Linked DNA regions of Homo sapiens: region 1 is linked to region 2. Evidence: read pairs that join two places in POLR2A ChIA-PET (ENCODE). Cell type or tissue: OCI-LY7. All regions are shown on one strand. Links, peaks and the distances in the headings refer to the core of each region. The heading gives the core; the rest is flanking DNA. Region 1 has its middle 5.6 kb from the start of ALOX5. Region 2 overlaps ZFAND4 (zinc finger AN1-type containing 4).

What was found. Peaks named below come from ENCODE experiments on the same cell type or tissue, not always from the same donor. Only the 100,000 strongest peaks of a DNase experiment are listed, where the experiment ranks them.
Region 1: POLR2A ChIA-PET joins it to region 2 with 7 read pairs; 1 of 35 experiments calls an interaction of 5 or more read pairs at or near these places.

The regions. Positions count from the first base shown.
Region 1 is chr10:45,364,522-45,372,745 of GRCh38, reverse strand. No RefSeq gene overlaps it. Among named protein-coding and RNA genes, the nearest start is that of ALOX5, 5.6 kb to the left of the region's middle. In OCI-LY7, for the core only: no CTCF peak of the experiment used is centred there; DNase peaks (open chromatin) are centred at 1,525, 1,985 and 2,335; H3K4me3 peaks cover 2,500 bases; H3K27ac peaks cover 2,500 bases.
Region 2 is chr10:45,656,166-45,664,389 of GRCh38, reverse strand. It overlaps ZFAND4 (zinc finger AN1-type containing 4), which reads left to right. Exons shown (of 10, transcript NM_174890.4): 2 at 548-848. The coding sequence starts at 665. Among named protein-coding and RNA genes, the nearest start is that of ZFAND4, 12 kb to the left of the region's middle. In OCI-LY7, for the core only: no CTCF peak of the experiment used is centred there; DNase peaks (open chromatin) are centred at 3,329 and 4,219; H3K4me3 peaks cover 1,739 bases; H3K27ac peaks cover 2,274 bases.

The sequences.
Region 1 (8,224 bases), core at 1,229-3,728, 290 kb after region 2:
GCGATAGAAGAATTCAAATTCATTGTGTTGCATGTGCATGTCCGGTTGTCCATGCATCATTTGTTGAATTCATTATTCTTTTCCCATTGCGTTGTCTTGACACCTTATTAAAAAGTAATTCATTATAAACATAACGGTTTATTTCTGGACATTGATTCTAGTCCACTGATCTGTAATGTACATGCTATACAGTGCCACACTGCTTGATTACCGCAGTGCTATAGTAAGTTTTGAAATTGGAAAATGTTAATCCACCAACGCTGTTCTTTATTTTTCAATATTGTTTTGGTTATTCTGGATCCTTTGAGATTCCATATAAATTATAGAATCAGCTTGTCAATTTCAGCCAAAAAGCAAGCTAGGATTTTGATAGGGGTTGAGTTGAAGCTGTAGATCAATTTGGGGAATATTGTCACTTTAACAATATTAAGTCTTCTGATCCATAGAATATGTTTCAGCTTATTTAAATCTTTTCTTTTCTTTTCGACTCTTTGGAGTCTCCCTCTGTTGCCCAGGCTAAAGTGCAGTGGTACAATCTCGGCACACTGCAACCTCTGCTTCCCAGGTTCAAGTGATCCATTTACTTAAATCTTTTCTGATTTATTTCAAAATATTTTGTAGTTTTCAGTGCACTTTTTATTTCTAAATAATTTATGTTTGATACTATTGTAAATGGAATTTTAATTCATTTTGAGATTGTTAATTGCTAGTATATAGAAAAACACTTGATTTTTGTACATTCATTTTATATTCTGCAAACTTGCTGAACTTGTTTATTAGTTCTAATGGTTTGTGTGTGTGTACATGTGCACATTTTCTATATGCAAGATCATGTCATGAGCGAGTAGAGATAGTTTTACTTCTTCTTTTATTTGGAAGCCTTTTATTTCTTTTTCAGGGATAATTGCCCTAGCCAGAACCTCAGTACAAGGTCAAATGGAAGTGGCAAAAGCAGGCATCTTTGTCTTGTTCCTGGTTCAAGAGGTGAACACCCAGCCTTTCTGTATTAAGTTTGATGCTAGCTGGGGGTTTCCACAGATGCCATTTATCAGGTTGAGGGAGTTCCCTTTTATTTCTTTTGTTTTAAAGTGTTTTTATCATGAAATTTTCTGTATCAGTCGAGATACGAAATTTTTTCCTGTATGCTATATTAATATTATGATTATTTTCGTTTTAAAATATTTGATTGACAAATCAAAGTTTCTATTTCAAGGGGTAAAATGTGATGATTTGATATATGTATATATTGAATGCTGATTGTCACAGTCAAATTAACATATCTATCACCACCTATAGTTACCATTTGTGTGTGTGTATGTTGGGGGGGTGCTGGGGATGCTTAAAATCTGCTCTTATCCAATTTCAAGTAATAACGCAGTTATAAACTATAGTCACCATGCTGTACATTTGATCCCCAGAACTTATTCATCTTTTTTTTTTTTTTTTTTTTGAGACAGGGTTTCGCTCTGTCACCCAGGCTGCAATGCAGTGGCACTATCTTGGCTGACTGCAGCCTTGACTTTCCAATTTCAAATGATCCTCCCCCCTCAGCCTCCTGACTAGCTGGGACTACAGGTGTATGCCACCACTCCCAGCTGATTCTTTTATTTTTATTTTTTGTAGAGATGAGGTCTCACTTTCTTGCCTAGGCTGGTCTCAAGCAATCCCTCTGCCTCAGCCTTCCAAAGTATTGGGATTACCAACATGAGCCATCGCACCTGGCCTTCATCTCATAACTGAAAGTTTATACTCTTTGCCCAATATTTTGCTTCTTCCCCACATCCCCTAGCTCCTGATAAATACTGTTCTACTTATTCGTCTTCAAGTTTGAAATTTTTAGATTCGCATATAAATGAGATCATACAATATTTGTATTTCTGTGTCTGGCTTATTTCACTTAACATAATGTCCTCTGGGTTCATTCATATCGTCACAAATGGCAGGGTTTCCTTCTTTGTTATGGCTGAAAAATAGTCCATTGTGTATGTATACATGCACACCCCTCCCCCCATTTTCTTTATCCGTTGATGGACATTTAGATTTTTTCCTTATCTTGGCTACTGTGAGTAAAGCTGCAATAAACAAGGAAGTACAGATATCTCTTTGACATAGTGATTTGATTCCTTTGGATGTACACTCATAAGTGGAATTGCTAGATTGTATGGTAGTTCTATTTTTATTTTTTGAGGAACCTCCATTCTATTTTCCATAAAGGCTGTTGCAATTTACATTTCTACCAACAGTGTACAAGGGTTCTTTTTTCTCCATGCCCTTGCCAATATTCATTGTCTCTTGTGTTTTTCATAATAGCTTTCCTAACAGGTGTGGAGTGATATCTCATTGTGGTTTTGATTTGCATTTCCCTGATGATTAGTGATGTTGAACGCTTTTTCCTGCACTCGTTGGCCATCTGTGTGTCTTCTTTGAAAAAATGTCTATTCAGGTCCTTTGCCCATTATAAAACAGGTTATTATTTTTTTGGTATTGAGATATGTGAGTTCCTTATATATTTTCTATATTTTGATATTAACTTCTCATCAGGTATATGGTTTGCAAATATTTCCCTCCATTCTGTAGGTTGCCTTTTCATGTTGTTGACTTTCTTTTGCCATGCAGAAGCTTTTTAGTTTGATGTAGTCCTACTTGTTTATTTTTTCAAAAGTCTGTGCTTTTGGTGTAATATCCCAAAAAATTATTGCCAAGGCCAACGTCAAGGAGCTTTTCCCCTATGTTTCTCTCTAGGAGTTTTTGGTTTCAGATCTTACATTTAAGTCTTTAATTCATTTCAAGTTAATTTTTGTATATTAACTTGGGTCCAGTTTTGTATATTAAAAGGGTCTAATTTTATTCTTTTGTATGTGGATATGCAGTTTTCCCAACACCACTTATTGAAGAGATGAGATTATATTAATTTTATTTATAGCTATTGCAAATGGGAAATGGGATTACTTCCTTGATTTCATTTTCAGATTGTTTGCTATTGACATATAGAAATGCTACTGATTTTTGTATGTTAATTTTGTATCCTGAAACTTTACTGAATTTATCAGTTCTAATCATTTTTTTATGGAGTCTAGGTTTTTCCAAACAGAAGATCATACCATCTGCGAACAAAGGTAATTTGACTTCTCTCTTCCCAGTTTGGATGCCCCTTATTTCTGTCTCTAGTCTGTTCTAGCTAGGACTTTCAGTACTATGTTCCACTAACACTGGTGAAAATGAGCATCCTTGTCTTGTTCCAGATCTTAGAGGAATGACTTTCAGTTTCTCCCCATTTAGTATGATTCTAGCTGTGAGTCTGTCATATATGTCTGTTTATTGTGTTGAGGTATGTTCCTTCTGTCTCCAGTGTTTTTGAGGGTTTTTGTCATGAAGAGATGTTTAATTCTCTCAAATACTTTTTCAGCATCAATTAACATGACCATATGGTTTTTCTTCTTCATTCTGTTGATATGATATGTTACACTGACTGATGTGTATATGTTGAACCATATTTGCATCCCTGGGATAAATCCCATTTGGTCATAATGAATGATTTTTAATGTGATGTTGAATTCAGTTTGCTAGCATTTTTTGAGGATTCATCAATATTCATGTGAGATATTGGCCTATAGTTTTCTTTTTTTGATGTGTCCTTGGTTTTGATATAGGAGCAGTAATGGCCTCATAGAATAAGTTTGGAAATATTCCCTCCTCTTCTACTTTTTGGAATAGTTTGAGTAGGATTGGTATTAGTTCTTTAAATGTTTGATAGAATTCAGCAGTGAAGCCATTGGGTCTCAGGCTTTTCTTTGCTGGGAAAATTTTAATTATGGCTTTGATCTTGTTACTTGTTTTTGGTCTGTTCAGATTTTGAATTTCTTCATGGTTGAATCTTGTTAGGTTGCGTGTGTCTACGAATTTATCTATTTCTTCAATATTTTCCAATGTTTGGCATACAGTTGCTCATAGTAGCCATTAATGATCCTTTGAATTTCCGCAGTATCAGTTATAATGTCTGCTTTTTCATCTCTGATTTTATTTATTTGGGCCTTCTCTTTTTCTTAGTCTGGCTAAACATTTGTCAATTTTGTTTATCTCTTTAAAAAGCCAACCTTTCATTTTTGTTGATCTTTTGTATTGTTTTCTTCATTTCAATTTTATGTGTTTCTTTTTTTTTGGGTTGGGAAGTTTAGAGAATGGATTGATAGAGAAGTTTAATGGTATACTTCGCTGATGCTTAAAAATTGTACAGTCTAACAAGTGATCTCACTCTTTCTAAACTGCATTCTACTATCCTGTGTGAAAAAGGGAAATGGAAACTTCTTCACAGAATTAAAATTTAGATAAGAAAATCTAAACTTAAGGTTGTTATTTTTGCTATTTACTATTGTGATGTGGTATTACCCTGGCACCATGGAATGTGCGGAAGTGAAAGCCATCTGCTCCCCAGCCACTCCTAATGTTGGAAGGGGATTTATTTTAACAATTTGGTGTGTATGCCTGAATACTTTCCATGTGTATCCAGACACATAGTGCACATGCAGAGTTATATTAGGTATACCCATCTACAATTTGCTAGTAACATTTTCTTTTTTTCATTTTTATTATACTTCAAGTTCTAGGGTACCTGTGCACAAAGTGCAGGTTTCTTACATAGGTATAGATGTGCCCTGTTGGTTTGCTGCATCCATCAACTCATCATTTACATTAGGTATTTCTCCTAATGCTATCTCTCCCCCAGTCCACCACCCCCCAACAGGCCCTGGTGTGTGATGTTCCCTGCCCTGTGTCCAAGTGTTCTCATTGTTCAGTTCCCATCTATGAGTGAGAACATGCGGTGTTTGGTTTTCTGTCCTTGTCATAGTTTGCTGAGAATGATGGTTTCCAGCTTCATCCATGTCCCTGAAAAGGACATGAACTCATCCTTTTTTATGGCTGCATAGTATTCCATGGTGTATATGTGCCACATTTTCTTAATCCAGTCTATCATTGATGGACATCTGGGTTTGTTAGAAGTCTTTGCTATTGTGAATAGTGCCACAATAAACATTCGTGTGCATGTGTCTTTATAGTTGCACCATTTGTAATCTTTTCGGTATATACCCAGTAATGGGATTGCTGGGTCAAATGGTATTTCTAGTTCTAGATCCTTGAGGAATTGCCACACTGTCTTCAACAATGATTGAACTAATTTACACCCCCACCAACAGTGTAAAAGCATTCCTATTTCTCCATGTCCTCTCCAGCATCTGTTGTTTCCTGACTTTAATGATCGTCATTCTAACTGGTGTGAGATGGTATCTCATTGTGGTTTTGATTTGCATTTCTCTGATGGCCAGTGATGATGAGCATTTTTTCATGTGTCTGTTGGCTGCATAAATGTCTTCTTTTGAGAAGTGTCTTTTCATGTATTTTGCCCACTTTTTGATGGGGTTGTTTTTTTCTTGAACATTTGTTTAAGTTCTTTGTAGATTCTGAATATTAGCCCTTTGTCAGATGAGTAGATTGCAAAAATTTTCTCCCATTCTGTAGGTTGCCTATTCACTCTGATGGTAGTTTCTTTTGCTGTGCAGAAGCTCTTTAGTTTAATTAGATCCCATTTGTCAATTTTGGCTTTTGTTGCCATTGCTTTTGGTGTTTTAGACATGAAGTCCTTGCCCATGCCTATGTCCTGAATGGTAATGCCTAGGTTTTCTTCTAGGGTTTTTATGGTTTTAGGTCTGACATTTAAGTCTTTAATCCATCTTGAATTAATTTTTGTATAAGGTGTAAGGAAGGGATCCAGTTTCATCTTTCTACATATGGCTAGCCAGTTTTCCCAGCACCATTTATTAAATAGGGAATCCTTTCCCCATTTCTTGTTTTTCTCAGGTTTGTCAAAGATCAGACAGTTGTCGATATGCAGCATTATTTCTGAGGGCTCTGTTCTGTTCCATTGATCTATATCTCTGTTTTGGTAACAGTACCAAGCTGTTTTGGTTACTGTAGCCTTGTAGTATAGCTTGAAGTCAGGTAGTGTGATGCCTCCAGCCTTGTTCTTTTGGCTCAGGATTGACTTGGTGATGCGGGCTCTTTTTTGGTTCCATATGAACTTTAAAGTAGTTTTTTCCAATTATGTGAAGAAAGTAATTGGTAGCTTGATGGGGATGGCATTGAATCTGTAAATTACCTTGGGCAGTATGGCCATTTTCACAATATTGATTCTTCCTACCCATGAGCATGGAATGTTCTTCCATTTGTTTGTATCCTCTTTTATTTCGTTGAGCAGTGGTTTGTAGTTCTCCTTGAAGAGGTGCTTCACATCCCTTGTAAGGTGGATTCCTAGGTATTTTATTCTCTTTGAAGCAATTGTGAATGGGAGTTCACTCATGATTTGGCTCTCTGTTTGTCTGTTGTTGGTGTATAAGAATGCTTGTGATTTTTGTACATTGATTTTGTATCCTGAGACTTTGCTGAAGTTGCTTATCAGCTTAAGGAGGTTTTGGGCTGAGACAATGGGGTTTTCTAGATATAAAATCATGTCATCTGCAAACAGGGACAATTTGACTTCCTCTTTTCCTAATTGAATACCCTTTATTTCCTTCTCCTGCCTGATTGCCCTGGACAGATCTTCCAGCACTATGTTGAATAGGAGTGGTGAGAGAGGGCATCCCTGTCTTGTGCCAATTTTCAAAGGGAATGCTTCCAGTTTTTGCCCATTCAGTATGATATTGGCTGTGGGTTTGACATAGATAGCTCTTATTATTTTGAGATACGTCCCAGCAATACCTAATTTATTGAGAGTTTTTAACATGAAGTGTTGTTGAATTTTGTCAAAGGCCTTTTCTGCATCTATTGAGATAATCATGTGGTTTTTGTCTTTGGTTCTGTTTATATGCTGGATTACATTTATTGATTTGCATATGTTGAACAAGCCTTGCATCCTAGGGATGAAGCCTACTTGATCATGGTGGATAAGCTTTTTGATGTGCTGCTGGATTTGGTTTGCCAGTATTTTATTGAGGATTTTGGCATCAATGTTCCTCAAGGATATTGGTCTAAAATCCTCTTTTTTGGTTTTGTCTCTGCCCGGCTTTGGTATCAGGATGATGCTGGCCTCATAAAATGAGTTAGGGAGGATTCCCTCTTTTTCTATTGATTGGAATAGTTTCAGAAGGAATGGTACCAGTTCCTCCTTGTACCTCTGGTAAAATTCGGCTGTGAATCCATCTGGTCCTGGACTCTTTTTGGTTGGTAAGCTATTGATTATTGCCACAATTTCAGCTCCTGTTATTGGTCTATTCAGAGATTCAACTTCTTCCTGGTTTAGTCTTGGGAGAGTGTATGTGTCGAGGAATTTATCCATTTCTTCTAGATTTTCTAGTTTATTTGCATAGAGGTGTTTGTAGTATTCTCTGATGATAGTTTTTATTTCTGTGGGATCGGTGGTGATATCCCCTTTATCATTTTTTATTGCATCTATTTGATTCTTCTCTCTTTTTTTCTTTATTATTCTTGCTAGCGGTCTATCAATTTTGTTGATCCTTTCAAAAAACCAGCTCCTGGATTCATTAATTTTTGAAGGGTTTTTTTTGTCTCTGTTTCCTTCAGTTCTGCTCTGATTTTAGTTATTTCTTGCCTTCTGCTAGCTTTTGAATGTGTTTGCTCTTGCTTTTCTAGTTCTTTTAATTGTGATGTTAGGGTGTCAATTTTGGATCTTTCCTGCTTTCTCTTGTGGGCATTTAGTGCTACAAATTTCCCTCTACACACTGCTTTGAATGCATCCCAGAATTTCTGGTATGTTGTGTCTTTGTTCTCATTGGTTTCAAAGAACATCTTTATTTCTGCCTTCATTTCGTTGTGTACCCAGTAGTCATTCAGGAGCAGGTTGTTCAGTTTCCATGTAGTTGAGCAGTTTTGAGTGAGTTTCTTCATCCTGAGTTGTAGTTTGATTGCACTGTGGTTAGAGAGACAGTTTGTTATAATTTCTGTTCTTTTACATTTGCTGAGGAGAGCTTTACTTCCAAGTATGTGGTCAATTTTGAAATAGGTATGGTGTGGTGCTGAAAAAAATGTATATTCTGTTGATTTGGGGTGGAGAGTTCTGTAGATGTCTATTAGGTCTGCTTGGTGCAGAGCTGAGTTCAATTCCTGGGTATCCTTGTTGACTTTCTGTCTTGTTGATCTGTCTAATGTTGACAGTGGGGTGTTAAAGTTTCCCATTATTAATGTGTGGTAGTCTAAGTCTCTTTGTAGGTCACTC
Region 2 (8,224 bases), core at 1,884-4,383:
GGCTGAGGCAGGAGAATTGCTTGAACCCGGGAGGCGGAGGTTGCAGTGAGCCGAGATTGTGCCACTGCACTCCAGCCTGGCGACAGAGCGAGACTCTGTCAAAAAAAAAAAAAAAGTCAAATGTACAATCGTTGTAAAGTTATGCTTTATATGGTATAGAAGACATAATTTGTATGTTTTAGAAAAGGATATGAATAAATTTTTCAAAGCCTTACAGAAATATACTGATGTGTTTGTTGAGTTTGGCTTATATATCACTTAACAACAAAAGTATTTGTTGAGCATGTACTATATATATAACTGTGCTGAGCTCTAGTAAGATACATTATAATATCAAAAATATGCGTATTCTTAATAATCTTATGGTCTAGATGGGAGAGTGATTTCAGAGACAAATGTGAAAAGTTCAGGATTAGACATAATTAAAAGCACTAAAGTGAATTCTGGGGCCGTCTGGAAGATTGATATGGGCCACAGTTAACGGAAAATCTTTATGGACAAATACAACTTTCAGATAGGCTTGTTAAAAAAATTCTTGTTTTTTTAGGTACAAAACTCAAAACATGAACAACAATATATATTACCAATCTTCAAACCTGGTTTGCCTAGAACTGGAATACAGTTGCCTGCGACATATTTTAGAAGAACTAGAAAAGTCAAAGTAATGGATAACAGAAAAGAGCCTCCATTCTTCAATGATGATAACATGGGACCATTTTACTACAGACTTCATTTCTGTGATACCATGGAGCTCTTCATTGAAACATTAACTGGAACATGTTTTGAGCTGAGAGTTTCACCTTTTGAAACTGTTATTTCTGTGAAAGCAAAAATTCGAAGATTGGAAGGTACTCATCTTTCTTTGTTTTTAGGATATGAAAATTAAATTTGTTCATCAATAATGTCTAGTAGTTTTTAAAGTATTTTAATGGAGACAATTTCAAACATATATGATGTTAGAATAAGATAATGAACCCCCTCCTACTCCCTCTCTCCAACATTTATCAGCTTATGAACTATTTTATCCCCATTGCTGTGTTCACCAGATTCTTTGGAAACAAATCCCTGGCATCATGCTATGGTGTGAAATAATATTTTAGAATAGCTTTCAGCAGGTTATGGTGACCTGCAAATTATGCCTTAACTATTTTATAGTTACTTTTAATGTTACTTTATATTTTACTTTTAATGGGAAATAGTAATTATATTCCCTTCTAGGGACCTTATTTCCCTTTTTACACTGCTTTGCAACCACCCTCCTTTTTTTTTTTTTTAATGTGGAGGTTTTCCGAAAAGAGTCTTTGGCTTACATTTACGTATATTCAAAGTTCCCTTAGTATAGCAGGGGTGCTGAATAATGTGTAATGTCTCTTTTGTGGTTTGTATATTTGCAGAAAGTGCCTAAAAAGACTAATTTTTATTAAAATTAGTCTTTGCATTTTGCAGATTTCTGCAATAAGTAATGTTTGCCATTTATAGTTGTTAAAAATCCAGTTTTTAGTAGAAAATTAAATTGTTCCATATAACAGTAAATGGATCTTTGTTGATGGAACCAGCTGGAACTTGCTTGTAATATAAAGGTAGTGACTAGGGTTGCCCTCCAGCTGGTTTAAGTTCAGAATTATAGAAGGATGAGGAGGGTTAGAATTTTTCATTTTTGTGAGGCCAAGGATATATATGAGCTCCTGAATATTTGCTATTTCTCTAGACCCAGGAGATCCTACTGAAGTGAGTGGCTGGCCGAGTCCAGTGACCACATCAGCACATTCAGTAATGACTCTTGAAGCTTTTGTCTGCCCTAAATGATTTGGTGAGATCTAGAGTCATGATAGTTTATTTTGACTTCGTTCTGCTTTGCAATTTATATCATAGTTTAAAGGATACCTTTTTTGGAGCATGAAGGTGAAATCTTGCGTTGTAAATAATCTCTGTACTTTTTATCTCTTTCATGAATTTTAAATAATTTGTATGCAGCAAAAGCACTTTAGAGAGAATCCTGTTTCAATCTTTTTATGTCAGAAGAGTCAACTTGGGTTTAGAGGAGATTAATAACTCATCCAAGGGAAATATTTAGTTTCCATGAGTCAGAACCAGAGCCAAGTTATAGAGTCCTTGTCTCTGTAGGAGGAGACATTGTGGGGACAAAAGCAGTGGCTTTTTGGTTATTAGACAATTGAATCTAAGTTTAAATGTTTATGAACAAATACAGATATTAGGAAATTAAATAAGGTAATATGTAAAATACCTACTATCTTAGTCTGCTGGAGCTGTCATAACAAAATACCACAGACCGGTGGCTTAAACAACAGAAATTTATTTCTCACTGTCTGAAGGCTGAATATCAGGGTACCAGCATGGGCAGGTTCTGGTGGGGGCTGTCCTCTAGGCTTGTTCACTGCATTTTCACATGGCAGAGAGAGAACATAGTATCTTTTTTTTTTTTTTTTTCTTCGAGACGGAGTTTTGCACCTGTTGCGCAGGCTGGAGAATGGCGCAATCTCTGCTCACCACAACCTCCGCCTCCTGGGTTCAAGCGATTCTCCTGCCTCAGCCTCCCGAGTAGCTGGGATTACAGGCATGCGCCACCATGCCTGACTGATTTTGCACTTTTAGTAGAGATGGGGTTTCACCATGTTGGCCAGGCTGGTCTCGAACTCCTGACCTCAGGTGATCCACCTGCCTCGGCCTCCCAAAGTGCTGGGATTACAGGCGTGAGCCACCTAACCCAGCTGAAAAACACATTTTAAGCCCTTTCTGGGTGATCTTTATATTTATATCCTGGAAGACATTTGGGGTCACATGGTGTGAGTCAGATTCTCCAAGTTAGAGGGATATGGAATACGGAGGGCAGAGATGAGGCTGCTTGGGTTCGTCCTGCTGGGAAAATGATTACTCTGCCAGACTGCTTTTTCTTTAGGGGAAGTTTTTGGTGAGTTGAGAACTAGAGCCTGGTGGGGAGAGTGGGGAGGATGGAGGGGCTAGTGGAGAAAGGACTGAAGGAGTGTGCTGCATTAGGAACAAGGAGGCTGCAGCAAGGGAGGAGCAGGGCCTGCTCAGGGATTTACAATGGGCCTTGAAAAAGGGACTGGAGTGCCGAAGCCATGCTGCCTGGCTTCAGATTACTGGCTGCCCAAATTACTTAATCTCTCTGTATCTTAGTTGTCTCAGTCTAAGATAGGAAGAATAATAGTATTTATCTCAAAGGGTTGTTCTCAGGATTAAATGAGTTAAAGGTGAAGTGCTTAGCAGAGTGATCCTCCTGCCTCAGCCTTCCAAAGAGCTGGGATTACAGACCTGAGCCACCAGGCCCAGCCCTCTTCCTTTGTTTATGTAGATCTGAGTTTCTGACCTACATCCTGTTTTTTGTGAAGAATGTCTTTTAACATTTCTTGCAATATGGGTCCACTGGCAACAAATTCCACCTCTTGCTTTCTTTATGTAGATCTTAGTTTCTGACCTACATCATTTTTTCTGTGAATAATGTCTTTTAACGTTTCTTGCAAAAAAGCCATCTTTTAACGTTTCTTGTTTGTCTGAAAAAGTATTTCTCCTTCATTTCTGAAGGATAATATTTCAGGGTATAGAATTCTAAGTTGGTATTTTTTTTCTTTCAACACTAAATATTTCACTCTAGTCTTTTCTTATTTGCATGATTTCTGATGAAAACTCCCCTGTAGTAATTATCTTTGCTTCTCTTTAGGTAAGGTGTTTTTTTCCCTTTCCTGGCTGATTTAAGAATTTTGTCTTTGTCTTTGCTTTTCTACAGTTTGATATAATATGTTGAAGGTGTAGATTCTTTGGTAGTTATCGTGTTTGGTATTCTCTGAGCTTCTTGGATCTGTGGTTTGGTATGTTTCATTAATTTTGGAAAATCTGGGCCATTATTTAAGTATTTCTTCTGTCTCATTTTTTCTTCTGATATTCTAGTGGCACCTTTTGAAATTGCCACAACTTTTGAAATTGTCCCACAGTTAATAGATGTTGTTTTTGTGCATTCTTTTTTCTCTTAACAGTCCGTTTTGCCAAGTTTATTTTCTTTTCTTTGTTTCTTTTATTTATTTATTTATTTTGAGATGGGATTTCACTATGTTGGCCAGGCTGGACTCGACCTCCTGGACTCAAATAATCCTTGTGCCTCAGCCTTTCAAGTAGCTGGGACTACAAGTGCATACCACTGTGCCTTGCCTAGGAAGTTTCTGTTGCCATTTTTCTTTTTTTTTTTTTTTTTTGAGATGCGTCTCGCTCTGTCGCCCATGCTGAAGTGCAGTGGTGTGATCTTGGCTCACTGCAAGCTCTGCCTCCTGGGTTCACGCCATTCTCCTGCCTCAGCCTCCCGAGTAGGTGGGACTACACACCCGGCTAATTTTTTGTATTTTAGTAGAGACGGGGTTTCACCGTGTTAGTCAGGATGGTCTCGATCTCCTGACCTCGGGATCCGCCTGTCTCGGCCTCCCAAAGTGCTGGGATTCCAGGCGTGAGCCACCGCGCCCGGCCTCTGTTGCCATTTTTCAAACTTCCCAATTCTTTTCCAGATCCAGTCTGCAGATGACCAATCAAAGGCATTCTTTATTTCTGTTGGAGCTTTTATTTTTAACATCTACTTTTTATTCTTAAAGTTTCCATCTCTGCTTGTATTATCAATCTGTTATTTCATGTTGTATACTTTTCCATTAGATTTCTTAGCATATTAATCTTAGCTGTTTTAATTTCCCTGTCTGATAATTTCAAGATCTCTGACATACCTGAGTCTATTTCTGATGCTAGTTTTGTCTTTTCATACCATATTTTTTCATGTCTTTTAGCATGCTTTGTAATTTTTAGTTGAAAACCAGACATAACATATCAGGTAATAGGAATTGAGGTAAATAGGACATTAGAGTGAGGTTTTATCTTCAACTTGCTAGAAATTGGGCTGTGTTTAATGTTTGCTGTAGTTATAAGTGCCAGAGCCTTCAAATTCCTCTAGTTTTTTCTTGTTTTGTCTCCCCTGTTGCCTTTGAGTTTCCCTAAAGACTCCTCCTTAGAGTTTGCGTCTTACAATTCTTTCCGTTGTAATCCACTGTTGTTATACTGGAGCCTTGTTAGTGTGGTGGTGAGGTATTGGGAAGAGGGGGAACATTCTGTAATCTTATGATTAAATCTTGCAGTGGGCCTGTGCCTCTAGGCTGGGACCTTCAAAGTGTATCTTAGCTTCTCCCCTCCTTCAACTTCTAGTAGTTTAGGTGAGGTAGGGAGGCTAGAGGGGCCTGGTTTCTGGCCCTCAATAATTTCCCAGTCTCATACTAGTCCACACTCAGCCTCTATGAATTCATCAAAATTACCATTCAAGTGTTCCTTCCAGTTTATGACTTTAGAGGCTTCAGCTTCACGTAAATGGATCTTGGCTCTGACTCTCTGGGTTTGCCTATCTCAACAGATTTTCTTATGGTGATTTACCTTACTACCTAATTTCTCTGATGGCACAAAGAAAAGTTGTTGGTTTTCGGTTTGTTCAGCTTTTTTTCTTGTAAGGAGTGGTGAATTAAAAGTTCTCCATATATCAGAGCTGAAACTAGGAGTCTCAACTTCTTAAAAACATAACCGTTTATTTTAAAATTCCAATAACTGTGTTAGCTATATCCTACAAGTTTTTGGTAAGTTGAATGTCAGTGTTATTAAATTCCAAGTATTTGTTTTGCTAAAAATATTTTTTTGTTTAAAAAATTATAATAGTTCTTTAAGGGCTTTGTAATCACAGCAATATATACGATTAGACAGCTTCGATCATTTTTTTTAGTTTATACACATTCTTAATTTGCTAACTAATAATACTGAGCATGTTTTTATTTGTCTCCAAATTCTAACAAACTATTTTTTAGGAAGATATAATTTACATATCATACAATTCACATATTGTATTAGTTTGCTAGGGCTGTCATAGCAAAGTATCACAAACTGGGTGACTTAACAGAAAGTTACACGATTTTGGAGGCTGAAAATACAAGATTTAGTTGGTGACAGTGTCAGGTCCTTCTGAGGGCTGTAGAATCTGTCACATGCCTTTCACCCAGCTCCTGGGGGTTTGCTTTCAATCTTTCTAGTTCATTGGCTTATTCAAGGCATCACCCTGGTCTTCTCATGTGATAATCTCCTTGTGTCTGTGTGTATCTGCCTCCAAATTTCTCCTTTTTATATGGATACCAGTCATATTGGATGAGGGCCCTCCCTAGTTAGCTCACTTTAACTTGAATACATATGTCAAGATTCTGTCTTCAAGTTAAGGTCACATTCTGAGGTATAAGAGGCTTAGACTTCCACCTAAGAATTTTGAAGGGACACAGTATATCATAACAAGTATATCGTTCTGTTGGTGTTGGCAGACATTTACTATCATACAGTCACCACCACAATCAAGATATAGAACAGTTCCATCACCTATCAGAATTCTCCTGTACCTTTTGTGGTCAATCCCTTCCTCTATTCCAAGCCCCTATCATACCCACTGATCTGTTTCTGTTCCTGTAATTTTGCCTTTTTTAGAATTTTATATAAATGAAATCATATACTTTATAGTCTCTTAAGTCTGGTTTTTTTCACTTATGCATAATATGTTTGAGACTTATCATATTGTTATATGTATCAGTAGTTCATTCTGTTTATGGCCGAGTAATGTTCCATTATAAGGAAGTACCATAGTTACTCATTCCCAAGTTGAGGGACATCTGGGTGGTTTTTAGTTTTTGGTGATTACAAATAAAGCCATATAAACTTTCACATACACATTTTTATGGAAGCATAGGTTTTTATTTCACTTGGGTAAATACTTAAGAGTGGAATTGCTGAATTGCATAGGAAGTATATAGTTAACTTTATAAAACTGCTAAATTATTTTCCAGAGTGGTTGTTACCATTTTGTGTTTGTATGAGTAATACATAAAAGTTCTAGTTGCTCTGTATCCTTATCAGCACTTAATAATATTGTCTGGGTTCTTTTAGTTTTACTTTTTGTTTCATTTTTGCTATTATAATTCGAACTGGAAATATTTCACTGTGGTTTTAATTTACATTTTCCTAATGACTGATGATGTTATGCATCTTTTAATTTGCTTGTCATCTGTCTTAATAAGTTCAGGTTGAGAGGCTGAGCCAGGTGGATCACTCAAGTCCAGGAGTTCAAGACCAGTCTGGGCAACATTGCGAAACCCTGTCTCTACTAAAAATACAAAAATTTTTTCTGGGCGTGGTGGCATGCGCCTGTAGTCCCAGCTGCTCAGGAGGCTGAGGTGGGAGGATCGCTTGAGCTCAGGACATGGAGATTGCAGTGAGCTAAAATTGCACCATTGCACTCCAGCCTGGGCAATGGATGAGACCCTGTCTCAAAAAAAAAAAAAAAAAAGTTCAGGTTGCTGTCACAGAATACCATAGATTGGATGTCTTAAACAACAGAAGTTTATTTCTCACGGTTCTGGAGCTGGGAAGTCCAAGATTACTAATCCACAGGTCTAGGGTCTGGTGAGGGCACTCTTTCTGGTTTGCAGATAGCTATTTTCTTTCTACATCCTCTCACGGTAGATAAAGAGAGGGAGATCATCTCTCTTCTAAGGACACTAATCCCATTCTTGAGGACCCTACCCTCATGACCTAATTACCTCCAAAGACCCCCATCCTTACCTCTGATACCATTATATTGGGTATTTAGGCTTCAGCATATGAATTTGGGTGGGGGAATACAAACATTCAGTCTGTTGCATTATCTGTATATCTTTTTTGGTGAAGCGTCTTTTCAAATTTTTGTCGTTTTCTTGTTACTGTGTTTTGATATTCTGGTGCTTTTAAGTTTTCCATTACAGTTTTTGTTTCTTTTCTTTCTTTCTTTTTTCTTTTCTTTTTTTTTTTTTTTTTTTTTTTTGAGACAGGTTCTCACTTTGTTACCCAGCCTGGAGTGCAGTGGCACCATTACAGCTCACTGAAGCTTTGAGCTCTCAGAGACAGGGTTTCACCATATTGGCCAGGCTGGTCTCCTGACCTTGTGATCTGCCCACCTCAACCTCCCAAAGTGCTGGGATTACAAGCATGAGCCACCTTGCCTGGCCGATTCCCTCTTTTTCAATCTTTTGGAATAGTTTCAGTAGGATTGGTACCAATTCTTCTCTTCTCTTCTCTTCTCTTCTCTTTTCTTTTTAGAAACGGAGTCTTGCTCTGTCAAGGCTGGAGTGCAGTGGTGCGATCTCAGCTCACTGCAACC